3 separate regions of the Homo sapiens genome follow, and regions 2 and 3 are each linked to region 1. A link is a loop called in an ENCODE intact Hi-C map of the cell type or tissue named here. Cell type or tissue: tibial artery. All regions are shown on one strand. Region 1 overlaps POFUT2 (protein O-fucosyltransferase 2). Region 2 overlaps ADARB1 (adenosine deaminase RNA specific B1). Region 3 overlaps ADARB1 (adenosine deaminase RNA specific B1).

Region 1 (8,000 bases):
CAACAAAAAAAGTCCAGGACCCAATGAATTCACAGCTGAAATCAGACACTGAAAGAAGAAGTGGTATCAATTCTACTGAAACTATTCCAAAAGACAGAGAAAGAGGGAATCCTCCATAAATCAACAGACCAATATCCCTGATGAACATAGATGCAAAAATCCTTAACAAAATACTAGCTAACCGAATCCAACAACATATCAAAAAGATAACACAACATGATCAAATGGGTATCATACCAGGGATGCAGGGATGGTTTAACATATCCAAGTCAACAAATGTGACACACCACCTAAACAGCACTAAAAACAAAAATCATATGATCATTTCAATAGATGCAGAAGAGGCATTTGACAAAATCCGGCATTGCTTTAAGATTAAAACCCTCAGCAAAGGTGGCATAGAAGGGACATACCTCAAGATAATAAAAGTCATCTATGACAAATCCAAAGCCAACATTATACTGACGGGGGAAAAGTTGAAAGCATTCACCCTGAGAACTGGAGCAAGACAAGGATGCCCACTCTCACCACTTCTATTCAACATAGTACTAGAAGTCCTAGTCAGGGCAATCAGACAAGAGAAAGAAATAAACGGCATCCAAATCAGTAAAGAGGAAGTCAAACTGTCACTGTTCACTGATGATATAATTGTATACCTAGGAAACCCTAAAGACTCATCCAAAAAGCTCCCAGATCTGATAAATGAATTCAGTAAAGTTTCAGGACACAAAATCAATGTACACAACTCAGTAGCACTGCTACACACCAACAACAACCAAGCTGAGAATCAAACCAAGAACTCAACTCCTTTTACAACAGCTGCAAACAAACAAACAAACAAAAACAACCAAAAAAACCCACAAAACTTGATCTCTACAAGGAAAATTACAAAACACTGCTGAAAGAATTCATAGACAACAAAAACTAATGGAAATACATCCCATGCTCATGGATGGGTAGAATCAATATTGTGAAAATGACCATACTACAAAAGCAATCTATCAGTGCAATTCCCATCAAAATGCCATCATCATTCTTCACAGAACTAGAAAAAACAAAAACCTAAAATTCATATGGAACCAAAACAGAGCCTACATAGCCAAAGCAAAACTACTAAGCAAAAAGTACAAATCTGGAAGTACACAATACTCAACTTCAAACTATCCTACAAGGCTATAGTTACCAAAACAGCATGGTACCGCTATAAAAATAGGTACCTAGACCAGTGGAGCAGAAGAGAACCCAGAAATAAAGCCAAATACTTACAGCCAACTGATCTTCGACAAAGCAAACAAAAACATAAAGTGGGGAAAGGACATTCTATTCAAAAATGGTGTGGGGATATTGGCAGCCCACATGTAGAAGAATGAAACTGGATCATCAACTCAAGGTGGATTAAAGACTTAAATCTAAGACCTGAAATCATAAAAATTCTAGACGATAACATCAGAAAAACTCTTCTAGACACTGGCTTAGGCAAAGAGTTCCTGACCAAGAACCCAAAGCAAATGCAACAAAAACAAACATTAATAGATAGGGCATAATTAAACTAAAAAGCTTCTGCACGGCAAAAGAAACAATCAGCGAACAGCTCCCAGAGTGGGAGGAAATACTTGCACACTTTGCATCCGACCAAGGACTAATATCCAGAATCTACAAGGAAATGAAACAGATCAGCATGAAAAAACAAATAATCCCATCAAAACATAGGCTAGGGACAGGAATAGACAATTCTCAAGATACACAAATGGCCAACAAACGTATGAAAAAATGCTTAACTTCACTAATGATCAGGGAAATGCAAATGAAAACCACAACAGGATACTACCTTACTCCTGCAAGAATGGCCATAATTTAAAAACCCAAAAATAATGGATGTCGGCACGGATGCAGTGAAAGGGATACTGCGACACTCCTGGTGGGAATGTCAACTAGTACAACCATTGTGGAAAACAGTGTGGAGATTCCTTAAAGAGCTAAAAGTAGAACTACCATTTGATCCAGCAATCCCACTGCTGGGTATCTACCCAGAGGAAAAGAAGCCACTATATGAAAAAGACACTTGCATATGCATGTTTATAGCAGCACAATCCACAGCTGCAAAAACATGGAACCGGCCTGAATGCCCATTGACCAATGAGTGGATAAAGAAAATGTGGTACATCAGCCATAACAAGGAACGAAATGAATGCATTTGCAGCAACCTGGATGGAGCTGGAGACCATTATTCTAAGTGAAGTAACTCAGGAATGGAAAACCAAATATTGTATGTTCTCACGGGAACTAAGCTATGAGGATGTAAAGGCATAAGAATGACACAATGGACTTTGGGGACTCGAGGGGAAGAGTGGAGGGGGTGAGGGATAAAAGACTACACATTGGGGACAGTGTACACTGCTCGGGTGATGGGTGTACCAAAATCTCAGAAACTACCACTTTATCCATGTAACCAAACACCACCTGCTCCCCAAAAATGATTAAGGCTAAAAAAAAAAAATGATAAAATAAGCCAGGCACAGTGGCTCACGCCTGTAATCCCAGCACTCTGGGAGGCCAAGGCGGGTGGATTACTTGAGGTCAGGAGTTTGAGACCAGCCTGGCCAACATGGGAAAATCCTGTCTGTACTCAAAATACAAAAATTAGCCGGGTGCGGTGGCACGCGCCTGTGATCCCAGCTACTCGGGAGGCTGAGGCAGGAGAATTGCTTGAACCCGGGAGGCAGAGGTTGCAGTGAGCTGAGATCGTGTCACTGCACTCCGGCCTGGGCGACAGAGTGAGACTCTGTCTCAAAACGAAAACAAAAACAAATTAATTAAATAAAATTAAAAATAAAATTAAAAAGAATAAAAAAAAAACACTGAAAAGAAACACAAGTGGGATAAAAATGAAAAAAAATCTTCTATATTTTTTCCCCAGTAAAAACTGTCCAAGTAACTTAATTATTGCTGGAACAATGAATGCTATTCCACTTGGAAATAGCTCAAATACCCCATAAAGAACAAGCGAGTAAAATGGCACTTCTATGAAAGTTTTGTTTAAAAAACGCTAAAAACAGACACTGAAAATGCTTAAAAACAATATCAAGTTGAAAAAGCAACACATTTGTTGAAATTACATCACAGAAAAACTCAAACTTTCAGAAAACACTTAAAAATATATACAAAGAATAAGAAAAGGATGATTCTAGACCAAAACAGCACTGATGGTGCTTTTGGGTGAGTCCAGGTGAACGCTGCTTTTTTCTCTTTATCAATCAAGTCAAGAGGGAAAAAGGCCGAACGTGCCTCTGACCACCTCGAGCTCCTGCTTCCGCGCTCCTGGCCTTGCCGCGCTCTGAGAACACCTTTGAGTCCGCTGGGCCTGCCATGACTGCCCGTGTTACTAAAGGTAAAGCCAGGCCGAGTGACTCCCTGAGTCTGCACATGACGAGGGCCCCAGGGTCCCGGCGCCTCCCGAGAGCAGGTCATTACTGTGACTCACATTCCAGAGAGGCGCCGAGGCATCCACGCCCACAGACACGCCAACCCTGCTGTGACTTTACATGGAAGGCCTGAGTGTGGGGCATCTCCAGAGAGACTTTACCTTTTCTCTAATTAACAAAAGGGAGGGGGGCTACCTTCATCTTCATCCAGTCCTCCTGGAAGGGGATCCTGTCTGCGTCGTCCGTGGAGTTGAGATGTCTGCTCCTGAACTCGTCTCCCACCTCCCGCAGGTGCCTGGCAAACACCATGCTGCGACGGGTCTGTGGAAACGGCGACGGCTCGGCTGAGAACACGCCCGCCCGCCACGCAGCCCTCCCGGAGCGGGTTCTCCTGTCGCTGCCACCACCCACCCCCGCAGCTGGAACAAGCCCCTCAGACACGTCATCCACGGTCGCCTGAGAAGCAGCGCCATCCACGGTGGAGGCTCTTGGAGGGTCTCCTGCATGAAGCCAACGCAGGGCAAGCCGCCCACCCCTGCCGGCTCTGCCAGCCCCTGCCGTGGGAAGCTGCGGCACACACTGGGCTCAGCTGGCCGTTGCCCCTGGCTGGCACAACTGTGTGCAGCTCCTTCCCCTCAGTCTCTCCCCAACTCGACTTCTAGCTTAGGCGGTTAGCACATCCTGCTTTGCCAAACGGGGTGGGACTGACCTGCACAAAGTCCCACGTGAGCAGGGACTGTGTCTCCTGCAGGCAGGTTCCGGCTTTACAAGCTGCTGCCCTGGTGAACACGTCAGCAGGCCTGCTGTGTCCACGGGAGGGGGCAGCCACTTCCCGCCCTCTGCTCCCACTCACTCACAGAACCAGGGGTGGCTATGGGAAGTCACCCCATCAATGCGGAAATCAACGCCAACGGAAAAGACCCGCTGCAGAGAATAGTCCCACCTTTCAAAGCTAAAGAGAGGAGAAAGGAGGGGTCTACGTTCCAGCCACTGACGGAGTCACTGACTCCGGGGCTGACTCCAGGGCGCTGCCACCGCATTCAGGGCCTGTGGCATCAGAGGGGAGAGCTGGGTGGCCCTGCGGGCTCCCGAGGACCTGGCTCTGCAGCCACGTGAGGCTTGGGGGTGGCACAGTCACCGCAGTTGCCCAAATCCATGGCTTAAAATGATGGTTTTAATCAGCAAGGTTCAAAAAGAGCTGTCGACTGTTTTAAATTTTCAAAAGCTAAATAATGGGCAACATACACTAACTGAGAAAAACGCTCCCGAGGAAACACTCACATCCCAGTATTCTTTCCCTCCATAGTGGTCGTGAAGTAGGTTCTCGGCTCTGTCTAACATCACGGACCTGTTTTTAAACAACAGAAGAATAAACAGTTATAAGAGTTAAGGATGATGACATTCACACTCTCAGAGCACAAACTGGGAGAACCCCGGGCCGAGGAAGCAGAGACCAAGTCTCCGAGGGACACTAACCAGGGCGCGTTGGGTGGTTATGGCTGAGACACAGGCAGGCTGCTGTCTGGCCTCCACACCACGGTTCTGAGAGGGCTTTAATGCCTACTGTCAACGAACAGAATGACATCAGAGAAAAGTATCTCCTAATTTGAGGAGTGTATTTGACAGTGGGCAAAAGGCTTGGAATCCAGGATCCACCGACGGCTATGGCAAGCTGCAGGCGTGCCTGAGGAGGGGAGGGTGGGGGAAGGTTTTCTTTGACAAAAAGGAGAGGTTCACATAAGCTGCCTGGAAACAAATTCACTGACTCGAGCTCAAAGCCGGAGCTGCATCTGTTCCGTGGTAGAGACGCCATTCCTGGGCAGGCATTCTTTCCACAGCGTCTCGTCCGAATTACTGCAACCCTTGTCCGGTGGCAAACCTAGTCCCAGGAACACGGGCACACGACTGAAGCAGCGGCTGTGAAAGGTGAGGTGCGTGAAGCACGTGAGGAACGTCCTGGGGTTATTTCAGAGAGCCCTCCAGCTGGCCTTTATCTCAGACTCGCAGGCAGGTGCCTCCTCCTCAGTGCCTTCCTTGCTCCAGTTTGGGTCTGACAAGTCATCCTGGTGCCTGTGACTGTCACGTTACCTAATTCCACGTGGGAAGTGCCTCTCCTATTCCAGCCATTGAGCCAACCGTCTCACCAAACTCCCCCCAGGGCTCTTGATGCAAAATAAAAACGAAACACACAAAATGGACCGTGAGCAAATAGACCTGAATATTGGGGTGGTAAAGGCTGGAATACAAAAACGCAGAAATTTTTAAGGAAAAATAAAAATTTTAATTTTGGCCAGGCGCAGTGGCTCACGCCTCTAATCCCAGCACTTTGGGAGGCCAAGGTGGGCGGATCACGAGGTCAGGAGATCGAGACCATCCTGGCTAAGACGGTGAAACCCCGTCTCTACTAAAAATACAAAAAAATTAGCCGGGCGCGGTGGTGCATGCCACAAGTAGCCCCAGCTACTTGGGAGGCTGAGACAGGAGAATCGCTTGAACCCAGGAGACTGAGGTTGCAGTGAGCCGAGATCGCGCCACTGCACTCCAGCCTGGGCAACAGAGCAAGACTCAGTCTCAAAAAAAATACAAAAAACAAACAAACAAAAAAATGTAATCTCTACAGAGAAAAAATGAGCAACATATCTAAGTTGGCATTTTATAGAATAACATTTCAAAAGGCTTTTAAAGTGTAGTTTTACTCTGAAATCAAAGAAACACACACGAACAGAGCAAGGATTCCACATTTTGCTACTGGATCCACACAGATGGAAGCTCTCGGCCCTCGTGGCTGCCTGGGAACCAGCCGTGCACGGCCACTGCGGGGACTCTGAGGACTGCACCAAGGGCACACCCAGCCATCCTCTTCTGGGTGGCATCCTACAGTTTTACGCCCTCATGGTTCACACAAAGACTCTTCTACAGAAACCTGGAAACAACCAAAAGCCACATTTTCTTCCATCTGTACACAGACAACTGCAAAAGAACGAGGTGATGTCCATGTGTCGTAATACCCAGGTGAATGGCTGGGTGGGAAGAAAGGGCAAACTGAAAACCGCATGGAGAGGGCACGTGTGGTGATTCCACGTGTGTTTCAAAAGATGGCTGCATGCACAGGCGGCCATGTGAGGCGATTTCTGGAGAGATGGGTGTAGCTGGATTCAGTGGGTGCCTCCGGCCCTGCTTCTAATGCCGTTTTAAGGGCTTTTTATGAAATGCAATACTGCACTTCAAGACGCACATTCCACACGGGCGCGGGTAGAGGACATTCCGCACGGGCACAGGTAGACAAACTGCTCCAAAATGAACACGGTGCAGCCCCCACCCGGGTGGAGGAACAAGGAGGAAGAAAGCGCTTCACACACTTGCTCTGCCCCGTCCTCAGGGGCCTCCCCGGCATCCTCCCATCTCTCCCTCCGATGCACGGGACTGTCTTTGACCTTCATGCACATGGAACATGACTACATTTATCTTTTTCTTTTTTTTTACTGGGCATTATATCTTGATTTCTCTTTGTTGAACACGGCAGCAGGTTGCCCATCTTCAGCTGTGGATCTACCACACTCTATCCAGTGCGTGGCTGAGGGGTGCACGTGTTTTCCTGGTCCGGGGAGGCTATGAACGTTCCTGGGCAGGGGTCTGCGGGTGCATGTCCCGCATTCAGGGTGCACTGGGTTCCCAGGGTTTTACCAGATTCTTGCTCCAGGAGCAGCCTTTGAGCCCCTGCAGGCCTGTCCTCCCGACAGCGGTTGGTTTCCCGAGCATGACAGCAATGGGGGCACCTGCTCGCATTAACAGCAGCTGTCCTTACTCCTGAATCGCATGGATCCTGTGTTGGACTCACCTCACCCCAGGCTGCCCGTCCCTCACTCGCTGAGTTTCGTCTCAATTGCACGGATCCCGTCTTGGACTCGCCTCACCCCAGGCTGCCTGTCCCTCACTCGCTGGGTTTCGTCTCAATTGCACGGATCCCGTCTTGGACTCGCCTCACCCCAGGCTGCCCGTCCCTCACTCGCTGAGTTTCGTCTCCTGTATCCCAGAGAGTCCTTAGTTTATCAAATGTGCTGCAGGACCTCCCTCTCTGAGGCCTGTCTCCATTTTTCTAATGGACAAAAGTTCTTGATTTTAAAGTAACTGGCTTTACCAATCTTTCTTTTTTGGTCCATGCTTTTCCCATCTTGTTGAAGAAAGCTTTCTGCCCCACGGTGGTGAGGCTCCTCTCCTGACGGCTTGATAGCTTCACCTTCCCATTAGGGCTTTAACCCCCGGAAGAGACTTTCCCTGGGTGCTGGGGGCAGATGACCTCACCGCCCATCATCAGCCTCCTTTTCCACTGCGCCTTTTCCCCCTGCTCCCCGGCAGAAGCGTTTCTCCTAAATCAGGACCATCTAGTTGGAAGCCCCCTCTGGGCTCAGCTCCATTCTAACCTGTAAATGTGAGTCAAAAAAACTGACTGGCAAGACTGTTCCACAGGCCCCAAACGTAGGCAGACTGGCTTCCAAAACCCGAATATTGTCATGAAATGAACCCAGTCCCAGGACAACATTAAAGCTGCATCTCAACAACCAAAACAATTCAGCCTAG
Region 2 (8,000 bases), 56 kb before region 1:
AAATTTGTTTTGAGATTAATATAACCTCCTCAACTTTCTTTTGATTAGTGTTAGCACAGTGTATCTTCTATCCCTTTATATTAAAGTACTTTATCTTAAAAATATGTTTCTTATAGACATATATTTATATATATTTATATGTTTGGATCTTGCTTCTCTCTCCCACCATGGACAATCTCTGCCTTTTCACTGAGGTACTTAGACCATTTACATTTATTGTGATTATTGATATTATTAGGTTTAAATTTCATCTTGCTACTTATTTTCTACGTGTTTCATATGTTCTTTGTTCACTTTTTCCTCATTTTCTTACTGCTTTTGCCTTAATTGGGTGTGTTTGATGATTCCATTTTGACTCCTTCTTGACTTTTGAGCTGTAACTTTTGTTAATTTGGTGGTGGTTTTTAGGGTTTATAGTATGCATTCTTACCACGATCTCCCTTCAAGTGATATTATACTACTTCACATATAGTAAAAGAACCTTACAACAGGATACTTTCGTTTTTCCATTCCCAACCTTTGTGGTATTGTTTTCAGACACTTTTGCATGTGTTAAAAAAATCCACATCTTATTATTTTCATCTTAATAATTATCTTTTAAAGGAATTTAAATAATAAGAAAAAAACCTCTTGTATATTTATCCATGTAGCTATCATTTCCAGGGCTCTTCATTCTTTGTATAGATCTGGATTTCCATTTTGGTATCATTTTTTCTTCTGGCTGGAGGACTTCCTTTTACATTCCTTGTAGCACAAGTCTTCTGATGATGAATTATTTCAGCTTTGGTATGTCTGGGAAAGTATTTTGCTTTCATTTTGAAGTATATTTTGCTGTACAAATATATTTCTGCTGGAATGGCAGGGTCCTTTTTCTCCTTTAAGCACTTTAAAGACATTGCTTCCCTGACTTGTTGTTTGCGTTGTTTCCAGTAAGAAATGTGTTGTTATCTTTATTCCTCTGTGTGTTTTTTGCTCTGGGTTTGCTTAAGATTTTCTCTTAATACTAGTGTTGAACAATTTGTTCTGTTGTGCTTTGGTATATAGTTTTATTCATGTTTCTTGTGCTTGGGATTCATTGAAATTCTTTAATCCATGGGTTTGTTGGTTTCATGAAATTTGGAAATTTTTTATTCATCTTTCTTCAGATATATTTTCCGTTCCCCCTTCTCTCTCCTCACCGTCATGAAATCTAATTACACATATTTCACCCTACCTAAACCTGCCCCATATCACTGATTTTCTGTTCTTTTTTTCTCTCTTTGTGTTTCATTTTTGGTAGTTTCTGTTACTGTGTCTTTAAGTTCACTAATCTTTTCTTCTGCGGTTTCTATTCTGTGGTTAGTCCCATCAAGTGTATTTTTTATCTAATACATTGTAGTTTTCCTCTCTAGAAATTTGGCTTAGGCCTTTTTATATCTTTATGTCTGTATCTTCTATATGTGAATGTCAGGCACTTTTCCATTCTCTCAGGAGGCTGTTTCCCAGCCTTGATTGAGTAACATGCCTACTCTGATCAGTGCTCCGCAGGATATTCAAGGACACCCTCTGCGTATCTCCAGGGCTCACTCTGTCTGCATGTCTCTTCCTTCCGGTACTCTGTCTTATGAAATCTGGCTGACTTGGTTTCCCTTGACTCTCAATTCAGGGGATCTGCTACACTCTGCCTGGGTTCCTTACTCTGAACAGTGAACTGTCATCTGGGTTTTGATATCTCTCCAAGGGAGGGATAAATGGTCATTGAAAGCAAGTGAGCATGGTGACGGGGTGGGGGTGGCCTCCACAGGGCACGAAGTGAGTTGTACTGAGTCATCTGAGAGTGCAGTGTGCTGCTTCTGGCCAGTGGGCTTGACAGTTCAGTGTCTGGGTTCAGAATATGAGTCTGCCCATGTTCTAAGCATGTTCTAAAGATTCATATCCCAAATTAGTTTTGATTTTGGTGGCCTATAACATCCATGTGATATGAATTATCAAGCTCAATATATAAATGCAGATACATGTATTCAATTCCGAGTTATGCAAGTGTCTTTTTAAAAACTTTCAACCCTGCAGAATTAGCCTGTGATTAGTTAAGATGAGATCGTTTAAACACAGCAAGAAAATAAGTACAAGGGTACTTCAAAAAGTTCATAAAGTTAAAAGATAAAAAAATGTTTAAAGATATAAACATTATTTCTCAACATAAGCTCCATCAAATTCAAGACATTTTTGTAAGTGCTGATCCTAGCCATTTAGATTGTCCCTAAAGAACTGAATGGTGGCTAGGTGTGGTGGCTCATGCCTGTAATCCCAACACTTTGGGAGGCCGAGGCGGGAAGATCATGAAGTCAGGAGATTGAGACCATCCTGGCCAACATGGTGAAACCCCATCTCTACTAAAAATACAAAAACCAGCTGGGCATGGTGGCACGCGCCTGTAGTCCCAGGTACTTGGGAGGCAGAGGCAGGAGAATCGCTTGAACCCAGGAGGTGGAGGTTGCAGCAAGCCAAGATCGCACCACACACTCCAGCCTGGCAACAAGAGTGAGACTCCGTCTCGAAAAAAAGAACTGAATGTCTTGGGAGTTTAACCATGTCAGTGCAGTCTTTCTTACATTAGTAACTGAAGAAAAATTCCTTAAGCATGCCCCTTAAGGAATTTTTGAGATTAGGAAACAAAAAGAAGTCAGAAGGAGCCAAATGAGGTGGATTTGCAACCACCATAAGGTGGATGGCTCATGATTTCCTCTCGAAACCCTCACACACTTGCCCTTGTTTGATGAGAGGAATAAATAGGCGCTTTGTCATGGTGAAGGTCTCTGGCGAAGCTTCCCCAGGGGGTTTCTGCTAAAGCTTTGGCTCACTTTCTTGAAACACTGTCATCATAAGCAGATATTACCATCCTTTGGCCCTCCATGTGAACCCAACAAGCAAAACGCCTTGAGCATCCCAAAAATGCTGCCATGGCCTGTGCTTTGGCCAGTCAGCCTGTGCTTTGACTGGGCCCCTTCTGCCTCTTGGTAGCCTTTTTTTTTTTTTTTTTTGGATTATGCATTTTCTTCAGGATTGTCTTTGTAAAAGCTATTTTTATCTCCTGTTTGATGTTTGTTCTTGCTTCAATTTTAGCAGAAGTCATGTAGCTCTGATAGGAGCGCTTTTCAAACAGATGTCTTAATCTTCTTAGTGCCTCAAACTAGATCCTATTCAGACATGTTTCAGCAAGTTAGTACAAGTTTATTTTGGTGCCAAAAAATTTTGAAATCCATGAGGTTTTTTCATAATAAGCATTTTCCATGAACTTTTTCAAGACTCTTGTTAAGAATTAGGGTTTCCTATTGCATCATGGATGTCACACATGCAAAGCCACGTGACCTGAACATGCCTGGCCTCTCAGTGGCAGGGGAGCACATGCAGGCATGAGCGCCAGAGGTGGTGTGATACAGGAGCAACCCCCACCTGCACGACCTCATGGGACCCTGCATTAGTCTCAGAAGTGGCTCCCACCCATCCACTCTCAGGCTGCCAAGGTTCCTGGCTCCGTCAGTGCCAGAGTGAGAAAAGACACACTTGTCAGGAAGTCTCATGATTTCAGGTTTCTGTCAATCTTCTGCCCACCTGCCCTGTCAGACAAGTGCATACCCGTGGGTCAGTTCTGCTTTCTCAGCACTGCTCCTATTCTGGTGGCCGTGGAAGAGTGTGAGGCCACTGCCACGGCAGATGCACGCTCAAGTCTGCGTATATTCCTCGGCAGGCAGAATTCCCCCACCACGCACTTCTGTGGCCATGTCTGAGCACAGTGTGCCGCCCGTGGCTGCTCCCTCCCTGGGGGTGAAAGCGGGCTTCACACCACCTTCCTGTGTCTTCCGTTTCAGGCATCAGCAATGCAGAAGCACGGCAGCCAGGGAAGGCCCCCAACTTCAGTGTCAACTGGACGGTAGGCGACTCCGCTATTGAGGTCATCAACGCCACGACTGGGAAGGATGAGCTGGGCCGCGCGTCCCGCCTGTGTAAGCACGCGTTGTACTGTCGCTGGATGCGTGTGCACGGCAAGGTACTGAGGCGCCCTCACCGCAATGCGCCGGCTCCACCTCCCCAATAGCTTGTCTGTCCTCACACCTACTGTTCCTTAAGTTGTTTCATCATGTCATCATGCACAGCTTCCGAAAACGATCACTTGGAATGATTCTTCCTTCAGATTGTTTTAGCTTAGAAGTGTGGCTACGTCCCTGAAACCTTAATGCCATCTCAAAGGCAGCTCTTTTCCTCCCTGCTGCAGGGTAACACCCACTGCCAGGCCACTGTGTGTGGTGGAAACGTCTCTTACTCTCAGATATTGAAAGTCATTATGCAAAACGCAGGGCCAGTCACCCTGCTGTCCCCTCCTTCTCAGCAACATAAAAATTGCTTGGATTGTGATAACCCTCCAGTGGAGTTTTTAAACCTTTTGAATTAGCTGTGGGGCCCTTTTTTCCCCAGAATAAAACTTTATATAGTAAGTCAGGGTATTACTAGTTTGTGTGTATTCTTCAGTCAAGTAGATGGCATCTGTTTATTCTGAGACCAGCATTGTGCACTGGCATGGGAGGTATAGCCAGAAGGGACAGTGCCCGGGAGGGTCCTGTTCACCAGGGGCAGCACCCAGGCCAGCTGCCACAAGTCCAAGGTCCACACAGAAGGAGTTACTGGCCGCATGAGGGAAGGCCTCCGAGGTCATCAGGGTGATGACACACATAACATCCGTGGTGCTTCTTAGAGTTAAAAATGAAACGTGAATCCACTATTGGTGGTTTCCCAGAAGCATGTCTTCAGAACTCGGGGGTCTGTAGCTGCCTGTTTGACCAGCAAGACTGGAACTTGGCAATAACTCAGCCCTTAGGAGACGCCGCACCTTGTTCTGTGTGAAGCCGTTCCCTTGGCAGAAGGCGCCTTCCTCTGGGTTGCTTTCCCCCCAGAAGCCAATGCAGTTCTGAAGGCCATGTTTTGGTATCTTATTAGGTGTTGTTTTCATCTGTTACAGCGTCAACAGTTGCATTTGTTTTTTTATCCCTTCACAGGTTCCCTCCCACTTACTACGCTCCAAGATTACCAAGCCCAACGTGTACCATGAGTCCAAGCTGGCGGCAAAGGAGTACCAGGCCGCCAAGGCGCGTCTGTTCACAGCCTTCATCAAGGCGGGGCTGGGGGCCTGGGTGGAGAAGCCCACCGAGCAGGACCAGTTCTCACTCACGCCCTGACCCGGGCAGACATGATGGGGGGTGCAGGGGGCTGTGGGCATCCAGCGTCATCCTCCAGAACCTCACATCTGAACTGGGGGCAGGTGCATACCTTGGGGAGGGAGTAGGGGGACACGGGGGACCACCAGGTGTCCACGGTTGTCCCCAGCATCTCACATCAGACCTGGGGCAGGTGCGCAGTGTGGGGAGGGGATGGGGTGCGTCAGGGCCCAGCATCGCCGCCTGGCATCTCTCTGCCGCAGCATTTCCCCTTCTGAACCGTCCAGTGACTGCTTTCAATCTCGGTTTACGTTTAGAAATTGAGTTCTACTGAGTAGGGCTTCCTTAAGTTTAGGAAAATAGAAATTACTTTGTGTGAAATTCTTGAATAAATAATTTATTCAGAGCTAGGAATGTGGTTTATAAAATAGGAAGTAATTGTGTCAGGTCACTTTTATGCCACATTATTTTAATTGCAAAAAAGCATCTATATATGGAGGAGGGTGGGAAAATAGAGGTAGGAAATAGTAGCCTAAAGGAAATCGCCACACGTCTGTCTAAACTTAGGTCTCTTTTCTCCGTAGGTACCTCCCTGGGTAGTTCCACACACTAGGTTGTAACAGTCTCTCCCTGAGGAGCAGACTCCCAGCATGGTGTAGCGTGGCCCTGTCATGCACATGGGGTCCCGCAGCAGTGACTGTGTGTCCTGCAGAGGCGTGACCCAGGCCCCTGTAGCCCTCAGCCTCCTCTAGAAGCTTCTGTACTCCTTGTAGGATCAGATCATGGAAAACTTTTCTCAGTTTACTTCTAAGTAATCACAGATAATACATGGCCAGTAATCCCAGGCTGGCCATTCATTCAGGTTTTTTAAAGGATATTTAACTTTTATGGACTAGAAGGAATCACGAGGGCTACTGCACAATACATGGCCTAAGTTCCCTCTGTTCCTTCCTCTGAATCGAATGGATGTGGGTGACCGCCCGAAGGCCTTCACAGGATGGAAGTAGAATGATTTCAGTAGATACTCATTCTTGGAAAATGCCATAGTTTTAAATTATTGTTTCCAGCTTTATCAAAGACATGTTTGAAAAATAAAAAGCATCCAAGTGAGAGCTGGTGAGACCACGTGCTGCTGGCGTAGTGTAGGCCAGACATTGACAGTCCTGACGGGAGCTCAGGGCTGCCCAGCGCCCAGCGTGCACGGGACGGCCCCACGACAGAGGGAGTCAGCCCGGGAGGTCAGGAGCGCGGCGGGCGAGGGCCCTGTGTGGACCACCTCCACCAAGCTCAGAGATTTGCACCAGGTGCCTTGTTGCCTCCGCTCAGGATGAAAGAGGAGCTGAGAGAAGTGCTCTGCCTGCCAGTGCAGTGCCCAGCTCCAAGGCTCTAGAGGGTGTTCAGGTGGGTCTCCTGGGGCCATGGGGAGAGATTGGTGCAGACCTTACCCCACAGCATACACCTGCCACAGCGAAATCCAGGGTGTTGGCACCTGTGTGTCCGTGATGAGCCTAGGAAACCAGAGCAGGGGCAGAGGGGCGTCATCCTCCCACCGGACGCTGGGAGCTCAGACCCCAAAACTGAAACACCGTGGCTTCGGCGGGGGGTGTGCCTCCTGATGTCAGGAGCCCCATCCACGTGTGTCCACACAGATCTCGTCGCAGCACGGCAGGAAGGGGTGCTGCTTAGGGCTCATTGTTGGGGACATGACCGGGTTCAGCGGCTAGAACATCTGCCCCACAGCAGCCTCCTCCTCCACCGAAGAGGGTAGTTGTCTCCCTGAAGCAGTCACAGCAGGCGTCTCTGCCGCTCCGTCACCACAGTGGGGTTTTGTTCAGGCAGATCGCGCTGGGGTTCTGCACCTGCAGAAGGAGAGGGGTCTGTTGTCGCTGGCTTTCCCCCAAGCAGGCTCTTGCACACTCTAGAAAAAACACCTTGTAAGTCTGTGCATTTTTATTGTCTTGATAAATTGTATTTTTTTCTAATGGGGATTGGGAGATGGACTTCGTTTTTAAAAATATGTGGATTTTGGTTACCAAGTTTAGTGTTAATATATTCCATATACATACAAAACTACCCGGTATGTCTGGCTTTTCCCTTCTGTCAGGTAATAGCTAAAGTCAGCATGATTGCTCCCTGTACCACCCCAAATAAGTGAGTGCCTCACCTTGTGGGGCCTGAGCAGCTACCTTGAGACCATGTGAGGTGGCACCTTTCCGGGGTGGACTCGTGCGGCCTTGAGGACAGGCACAGGGCACCCTATCCCAAGCCGTCCAGGCAGGAGGAAGGCAGCCAAGGCAACTGGGTTCTGGGAGCCCTGGGTGGGGCAGCTGTGGGGAGGAACTGGGTTCGGGGAGCCCTGGGCGGGGCGGCTGTTGGGGGGAACTGGGTTCGGGGTGCCCTGGGCAGGGGGCTACTGGGGGGCGGCTGTGAGGAGGAGTTGGGTTCAGGGAGCCCTGGGCGGGGTGGCTGTCAGGGGGAACTGGGTTCCGGGAGCCCTGGGCCGGGGCAGGGGGCGGCTGTAGGAAGGAACTGGTTTCGGGGAGCCCTGGGCGGGGCGGCTGTGGGGAGGAAGGTGACGTGCAGGGGACCAGAGGCTCTGCACTGCTCCTAGGACAGCTCATCTGTAATCAGAAAAAAAATAAACAAAATACAGAACGCTGACTCCTCCGTGAGACAGATCGGGGACCTTAGCACTTTAATCCCTCCCTTCTGAGCGCTCGGTGTGCACTTTTAGACTATAGCTGTTTCATTGACGTGTCACTCTCCATCCAGTGTCCTTGATGTGGCTTTTAGAGACTTAGCAGAAAATTC
Region 3 (8,000 bases), 120 kb before region 1:
CAGCAGCGTTATGGATAGAAGGCCCAGATCTCCTAGAACCCGTTGTAATGGCTATGTGTGTACCTTTCACTGCATCTGTGCTGATGGGCCTCGCAGCACAAGAAAGACTCTGCTGCCTGGGCAGGAGCTCCTCTCAGCTACAGGGTGCATTTCAAGCACAGGTGCATACACTCTAGGTTAACAGTTGAAATTCTAAAGTAAGCATGTAGAAGTAGATTTGTGAAATTGCACTTGAAATACCATGGAAATTGGATCCAAAGCAGATTGAACAGTGCCAATTCTTAGTGCAGTTATAAGTGTTAATATTGAAAATAAAGTTTACATCGTTGTCTTTTTTTTCCCTTTGATTCCAGAAAATTAACTACAATTTTCAAATAAGCAGGAACTTACTTAGGTTGTGTTAAGTAGAGCAAAGTGGACAGTCTTTCAAATGCATTGCTGCTGCGTTTGCACTGTGAAGGACGGAGCAACTTCACGAAGGCAGGGCCCTGTGAAGGTTTGTGCTCTCGTGTGCCGGCTCTGACCTGTGATTTTGTTGCTGGATGTCTCCTTCAGCAGTTCATGTGGCTTTCTAAAGCTTGCCATTGCTTAGGCATGCCTGACTGAGGCGGGAAACAAGCGTGTGGATCAGTGTGGCTCTGTATGTGTGAACATGTATGGACATATGTGCATAGGGTGGGGGTAACGAGGGAGAGGGACAAGAAGGGCCAGGGCTTGTGACCACATCAGAAGCAAGGGTGATGCTCTGTGGCACAGCTGGCCCTCGAAGTCACTCAGGGACCTAGGTTTCTTCCATCCTTAAGCTCTGTTCTCTAACAGAAGTCACCCTGGCAGTTGCTTCTAGTCCAGCAATAGAAAGGTGAGAAAGAATACAGAGAAGCACGCAGGAAGCTGTGTGAGTTGGCCCAGATGCAGTGGCACACACCACAAATTGCACAGCACCCCCACAGGAGGCGAGCCTGTGTCCTTGCCCATCACCTCTTTCCAGCTGGTGTCCAGACCTCGGGGTGATCACTGATTGTTGTTTCGTTGGTCTGGCTGTGGCTCTTCTTGGGCCAGCAGCCTGGGAGCCACACAGGGACAGGGTAACTGCGATAAAATACAATTATGCAGGAGAGGAGGCGGAAGGGCCCAGCCTGGCCCTGTCTGGCCAGCTTCCTGCACCCTGCACAGCAGGGAGCATCCTCATTCTCCAGACCCTGATTCTTCTCGGGTTGGGGCGGGAGGGGGGAACTCCCTTGTCCATTGTTCTCTCAGCCACTGGCCTCATCCTTTGGGGGTTCTTTCTGATCATCGCCTCCAGAGTCCCATCTGAAGAGGGTATCAGTGTAGAACACAGTGAGGCAGAATGTGGAAGCAAACGGGACCATCTGGAAGTTTTGCTCTAGGCCTTATAAAACACATAATTTGTTAGGTGTAAAATATATAGTATGTTGTAGTAGTGATAATAGGATGGAATAAATGCCTTAGATTTGCAAAATTGGGTCAGAGAGTTTAGGGATCTTTGGTCCTGTACCAGTGACATCATTTTGTGGCTCTTGGGGATTTGGGGAGGGACCTCCCCGAGGCCACTGTGCAGCAGCCTCATGCCCAGGGCTCACAGGTCCCATATGTGTTTCCTCCACCAAAGCACCCTGAGCTGTCCTACCTTCCTCACATCCCCACACCCCGCGGGTGTCCCTCTGCTTAGCAGCTATTTATTCTGCCTGTATTTGGGCCAACTGCACAGGCTGTCTGAGACCTGACAGTATGCTAGAATGTACAGGGCATACAATATTTTGTGTAATATCATGGAAAAGTGTGCCGTTCTTTCGGTTGACGGTGGTTGCAGATAAGACTGCAGAGACAGCTTGTGGTGGGTTGGAGTGTGACTCAGTCTCCCGTGGGTCTGCTCCCCTTCCAGACTGCATGTGGAATTCTGTATAGAGTAAGGCATATTCGTGTATGTGGGAGGGAGGCTTAGAATAAAATTTATTTTTTTTCTTATGGAAGCAGTACATGTTCATTGTAAGAATTCGGAAACATAGATACAAAATAAACTTTATGAAAAAGCAAAGGTGATCATCTGCATTAGTCTGTTTTCACACTGCTAATAAAGACTGAATAATTTATAAAGTAAGGTTTAATTGACTCACCGTTCCACATGACTGCAGAGGCCTCTCAATCATGACGGAAGATGAAGGAGGAACAAAGGGACGTCTTATATGGCAGCCAGCAAAGAGAGAAATGAGAACCAAGCGAAAGGGGAAACTCCTTTTAAAAAGTCAGATCTCATGAGACTTCTTCACTACCACGAGAACAGTATGGGGGAAACTGCACCTGTGATTCAATTATCTCCCACTGGGTCCCTCCCACACTCGTGGGAATTATGGGAGCTACAATTCAAGACGAGATTTGGGTGGGGACACAGCCAAACTATATCATCATCCTTGAAGCTAAATCTTTGAATGGGAGCAAAACCATAATAATTTTCTTCCAATTCGTAGTACTAGAATTAGATTTAGAAGTGTTTAAGGCTTTATATTTTTGTCTTACTATGACCAGGGGCTCAGTAATGCCTTACTTCTGCCTTGGAGGATGATGTGAGCATACAAGAGGGGTGGCCGCATCCCTCCAGCTTCATTCCTGGTGTCCAATGGGAGGCGAATAGGCCCCTTTGCACCTCTTAACCACCATAGTCCTCTCCCATTGCCAGCCTCTTCTGACTTTTGGGATTGTTTTACCCTCTGGACAGCAGTGTGAACAAGGTATGTCAGGCCAAGGGGGCTGCTCCCCATGGGAGGCCTGGCCGTGTTGGCTTCCAAGAGGCCAGATGGGTGCTGCTCACCATAGAAAGTGACCCTTTTCCCTGTTCCTGAGCCAACCTGTCACTTCCATGCGCTGTGTGTCACTTTGAAAACTATCTTTGCTTTCTGCAAAATGAAAGGAAACTTTCAAAAGTCAACGTATTAAAGCCTGTTTGCATTTATTCTTTTATGAATTTTGCTCACATTTTTTAATTGGGTGTTTGTCTAAAGACAATTATCGATCATAGTAGGCTGCTGGAAGGTTGACCACAGAAACCTGGTTCTCTTTCAGGGAGGTCACCATGTCTGCCTCCAGGCCCATCGGGTAGGGGCTGCCTTCTGTCAAGGCACATGCTCCAGGTCCCTTAGATGGAAGGAAAACACATGGTCTTTATCCAGTGGACTCAGGGTGCAGGTAACTGAAGGAATTAACCTCCATCATTTTCACAGATCCTCGTAGAGCTGGACCGAAGGAGGTGGGAGATCCCTGCCGGGAGCCGCTGCAGTGGGAGGGCTTACAGACGTTCGCATAGTCTCTTTCTGTTTGGTTGTTTTAACTCCCATTAAAAGGAGTGGCTTTCAGCCTTCTTGCTTACTGTCTTGTGATGTATGTGTGTTCACATGTTCCATGCACATTTGTAACGCTCACCATGCTCTCTGATTCAGCTTTGTTCCCTTAGAGTTGCCCCAGCACTGCTTTGCCATGATGATTGTGTTTTTTAAAATACTTCCAGTTGCTTACTTCTGTTTAGTTATCTCAGTGCTAAATATTGTTAATTAATTAAATATAAGCAGCATGTTCTAGATTTTATGTGTCTGGAATTCTTACTAAAAATCTTCCTGGATATGACTTCCAGTCATAACGTTATGGATTTTATTGTAAACAAGGTAGAATTTTATTTGCCTTTTAATCATTTCATTATGGTGAGTGTCCTCCTTACAGAGCGTGTACTGAATTTGGGTTTTACTCCTTTTTTGTTCATTTCCACAAGTTGAACTCTGTGTTATTATCCTATTTTCTGTTAGGGTCATTGTGTTGTTAAGTAATCGACTTACATAGAAGGTGTGCACCTAGAAGGTTAACAGAAAACAAGTTGAAACATGACTGAAAATATATTTCTGTAAGAATTACTGTAATTCTTCTGAGAGTATAAATAGCCAGGGTTTTAAAGATCTGCTTTATAGGATTTATACTGCAAATAACTTGGCAGGATTAATTGGCCTGCATTTGCTTGCTGTAGTCAGTACCATCTAGTGTTTTAGTCAATATCAGTTTTTGTAGTGTGGATGAGGCTGGTGATGGCAGCTGCAGCCTGTCTGGAGTTGCTGCTGCCGTGGTGTCAGCTGCAGCGGGGGAGGCTAGGGCTCTGTGCTCCGCAAGTTGGTGGGAACCGGGAACAGGTGGAAGCCCCACCCCCTTCCAAGTTGGAGGGGCAGGAGCCCTGCCATCCTGGGCACAGCTGCAGCCGTCCATTAGAAGCTGTGGACCCAGGCATCCCTGCACTCACCAGGGCCCAGGAAGCCCCCCTGCCCCGACAGGCTGAGAAGTGCCTGCTCCCACTGCTTGGTCTGTCCCCACTCCCAGCACCTGCTCCAGTTTCAGATCAAAGTTGTGGCCGAGCTGGGACACTGTCACAACCTGGCTGGGTGTGTGTTTGCTCAGGGCAGTGCTGACATGCCAGCACCCTGCTGCCTCGGCACCCCCAGACTTTGGGTGCTGACAAGCATGAGAGGGAGGCCAACGCGGGGCTGAGGGAAGCACAGCGCAGGCCTTGCAGCCGCCCCTCGGCAGGAACACTCTGGATGCCATGCACACTGTGGATGGCAGGATAATGGTGGCCGGAGGCAGACAAGCTCCTGGGAAGAAAGGGGAGGGTCCCTGGTGAAACTCCACCTTCAGCTTACAGAGGACTTAAGGCCTGGGGCCCAGGCTGTCAGTTCCACAGACCGGAGTGAGAACTTACGGTGCTTTTCCAGGGCTCACCCGTGACTGCCCATGCACCAATCAGCACACACTTTCCTCTGAAGCCCATAAAAACCCCCGGACTCAGCCAGACTTGGGCAGAAGACAGGATGACCTGCTTATGGAGAATAGCTGCCCACTGTGGGTCTCTCTGAGCTGTTCTGTCACTCAATGAAGCACCTCTTCACATTGCTCACCTTCCACTTGTCCACGCACCTCATTCTTCCTGGACATGGGAGAAGAACTCAGGACCTGCTGAATGGCAGGTCTGAAAGAGCTGTAACACAAACAGGGCTGAAACACACCCATTGTTTGCCACATTGCAGGCAATGAGGAGAGGAGGAGAGAAGGAGAGAAGAGCTGCAGCCCTTCAAGGAGCCCAGACCTAGGAGCTCCCTGAGCCAGGGCAGTGACGCCCCCTTTGGGGCCCTGCGGTTCCTGGTGTTTCCAAGCTTCTGGGCACTACCGTATTCCCTGGTTTCAGCCATGGAAGCTGTGTGTGGTATGCCTGGTTCAGCTGCAGCCTTGCAGGGAGCCAGTGTCCATGCCAGTGCCTAGGTCTGCCCGTCTCGCCTGCCTGGCTGTACACAATGGCTGGACCCCACGCCCACTCACTCACACACCCCTTGCCACTCCACACCTGGCTCCCCCTTGGCAGGCATGGGATCCAGGCTGGAAGTGTGAGCCGAGCGCAGCCTGCCAGGCTGTGTGGGCAGAATGAGCCCAGCAGGCCCAAGCAAAACTCGGGTAAAGGCGCCACCAGTGATGGAGGTTTCTGGCCAGAAAAATGATACCCTGAGGATCCTATGACACTGGGTTCTGATTTACCAAAAAGAGCCACACCTGACTAGGGACATGGGGAAGCAGGGGCATGCAGATCTGTCCATGAAAGCCCCACTCCTTGCTTTAGGGACAGTAGCTGATGCCCATGAGCGCTCCTTCATGCAGGTGCTGTGCTAGCACTGAATCACCAGGGCTTGCTCCGCCTATAGAACCACAACCAAGAAGATGGGAGAGACTCTCAGCTCACAGCACCAGACACTTCAGACCCAGGTTGGAGAGCTCAAAGGCCTGAAACAGGCTCCAAGAAGATGTGAGTCTGAATTCACAGCACCAGACACTTCAGACCCAGATGTGAATCTTAACTCACAGCACCAGACACTTCAGACCCAGGTCGGAGAGCTCGAGGGCCTGAAACAGGCTCAGTCCCAGACTCTCACCCAGTGCTCCCTTGCCCACTCGGCCAACTGTCGTTTTGCAGACGGCAGGCTGGTCAGAGGCTTCCCATCCAGAGTGACCCATGAGGTGTTTCTGTTCCTTAGAAGAGGATGCTAATAGCTGCCTGGGAAAACAGTTGTTAATGAGGATTGTACTAAGTAGATCCCTTTCACATCAATAGTAACCAGTTTAAAGCCTTTTCATTTACAAATATTTCTGATTTAAGGACTTAGAGGTCAGTTCGTATACAGTCAAGTTTAGATGTGTTTTGGAGAAAGTGGATACAGCCCACAAGGTCCCAAAAGGCAACAGGGCACAGGTAACATTCCCTGGCTGTGATTAGTTGGTTGAGGACATCACAATTGGAAGCATCCACGTTCTTCCTCACAGGAAGCACTTGGCTGAGAGCTGTGGACACTGAGGATGAGGCTTGAGTCTGTCCTAGCAGAGCTCAGGGCCTGGTGGGAAAAGCAGGGTGGTCAGGCCAGCGGGGGAGTGAGCGGGGAGGGGCAACCAGCTTTGCACAAGGAGCCAGGAATCTCCCCCCCACCTCCACCCTGCACCAGGGGCGCTGACTCTGGGCCCTCAAGGCCCCCCACTGGGGACGCTGACTCTGGGCCCTCAAGGCCAGTGGAATCCACAGCTCCATCCACAGCAGCGAGCCTTGTGCAGTTTCACCACAATAGTAGCACATGTGTGACCTCCTGGGGGCTGCTGGGGCCTATGGGAGTCGGGTGTGGACGGTGTGCTCCCTGGGCCTGCTCGGGGATGCTGAGTACCAGGCAGCAGTGAGTGGGGTGACTGAAGGGAAACTCGAGGGACATCTGGCCCTCTGTGCTCTGCCACGCTTGTCCCCATGCTTGCTGTGTTTGGTTTGGGGCCATTGGCCCTGCTCCTGTAGACTCAGAGTAGCTGTCTGTCCCACGTTGCCATAGCTGAGTTCACTCGGCACAGTCACCTTGGGCTGTGTGCTTTTTTTGCTGATCCCTTAACTGGTGAGAACTAGTGTACATTTGAACACTTGCCATCCAGTTGACACCTTTCAATAAAAATTGCAGATTAATAATAAATGATAGAAGTTCATGCTTTTTCCTTCTGGTGAAGACCAACACATGGCCCTGTTTTAAAGAGCAGAAAGCTGCAGAGCCACTGCCACGTCGCAGGCACCATCGAGGATGTGTAGGCGTCTCAGGGATGTTACGGCACTCAGAGGATTGGTTTATTTTTAGGAAACAACTGTAGCAGCCAAGTGAAGACTCTGGACAGGGGAGGACAGCTGTTGAATGTGTCCACAGGGCCTGAAGTAGGCCACGAAAGCCCCAAGTTTGCCCCTGCGTTGGCACAAGTACTGGGGCTGCCAAGGAAAAGGCGGGGGTGGAGGAACTCAGTGTACAGCATGCCTGTGGGGGCAGGCATGGCGCCCGGGGTGGAGGGGTGGAGGAGACCGAGCCTGCCCCAGCCATGTGGGCCTCGCAGCCCACTGGGAGAGGCAGGCCACAAACAGGGAGACAAATTGTGGATTGCACTGTGCGTGGAGGGAGAGGGAGCGGGGCGGTGGGGTGGGTTGGTGCCGTGTGAGCTGGGACTTGAGCAGTAAGGTGGGGTCTGATGAAGCCTTGCGCGAGGACATGGCAGGGAGGGAACAGGGAAGCACCCCAGGAAGTTGGAGAGGCTCTGGTGGGCATAGCGAAGGGCTGACGATGAGCACATGGGCATGTGTTAGAGCACGTTTTTTATTTATAAGGACATAACCCTGGCTGCTGCGAGGAGAGGGGCTCTCAGGGTCAAGAGAAGGCAGAGAGGCTCCTGCACAAGCTGAGTGGTAACAGCAGCGCAGAAGCAGACAGGCTGATGTGTTTAGCCCAACTTTGGGAGAAGAGCTGGTGACATGGGGTGTGGGGTGAGAGGGGAGAGAGAACCAGGTAGTCTCCAGGTGTCTGGCCTGATGGCTGCAGCGAGGTGACAGGATTTACACATGTGCATTGGTACACCTGCTGCCCGGGATGGCCAGGTGAACAAGGAGTTGGCCTTTG

Evidence for each region. Hi-C counts contacts between places; a loop is a spot of excess contacts. Peaks named below come from ENCODE experiments on the same cell type or tissue, not always from the same donor. Only the 100,000 strongest peaks of a DNase experiment are listed, where the experiment ranks them.
Region 2: it touches region 1 in a loop (2.1-fold over the local background); 9 of 110 quality-filtered maps call a loop at or near these places.
Region 3: it touches region 1 in a loop (3-fold over the local background); 11 of 110 quality-filtered maps call a loop at or near these places.

Annotation. Positions count from the first base shown.
Region 1 is chr21:45,273,400-45,281,399 of GRCh38, forward strand. POFUT2 (protein O-fucosyltransferase 2) reads right to left here. Exons shown (of 9, transcript NM_133635.6): 5 at 4,704-4,770; 6 at 3,618-3,743. Among named protein-coding and RNA genes, the nearest start is that of POFUT2, 10 kb to the right of the region's middle. RefSeq lists an enhancer at 6,162-7,361. In tibial artery, no CTCF peak of the experiment used is centred here; DNase peaks (open chromatin) are centred at 3,452 and 4,092.
Region 2 is chr21:45,216,988-45,224,987 of GRCh38, forward strand. It overlaps ADARB1 (adenosine deaminase RNA specific B1), which reads left to right. Exons shown (of 11, transcript NM_001112.4): 10 at 3,849-4,027; 11 at 5,031-8,000. The coding sequence ends at 5,210. Among named protein-coding and RNA genes, the nearest start is that of LINC00334, 13 kb to the right of the region's middle. RefSeq lists an enhancer at 3,304-3,870. In tibial artery, no CTCF peak of the experiment used is centred here; a DNase peak (open chromatin) is centred at 3,401; H3K27ac peaks cover 2,489 bases.
Region 3 is chr21:45,157,023-45,165,022 of GRCh38, forward strand. All of the region lies in intron 2 of ADARB1 (adenosine deaminase RNA specific B1), which reads left to right. Among named protein-coding and RNA genes, the nearest start is that of LINC00334, 73 kb to the right of the region's middle. RefSeq lists an enhancer at 3,812-4,457. In tibial artery, no CTCF peak of the experiment used is centred here; DNase peaks (open chromatin) are centred at 1,789, 3,309 and 6,599; H3K27ac peaks cover 4,540 bases.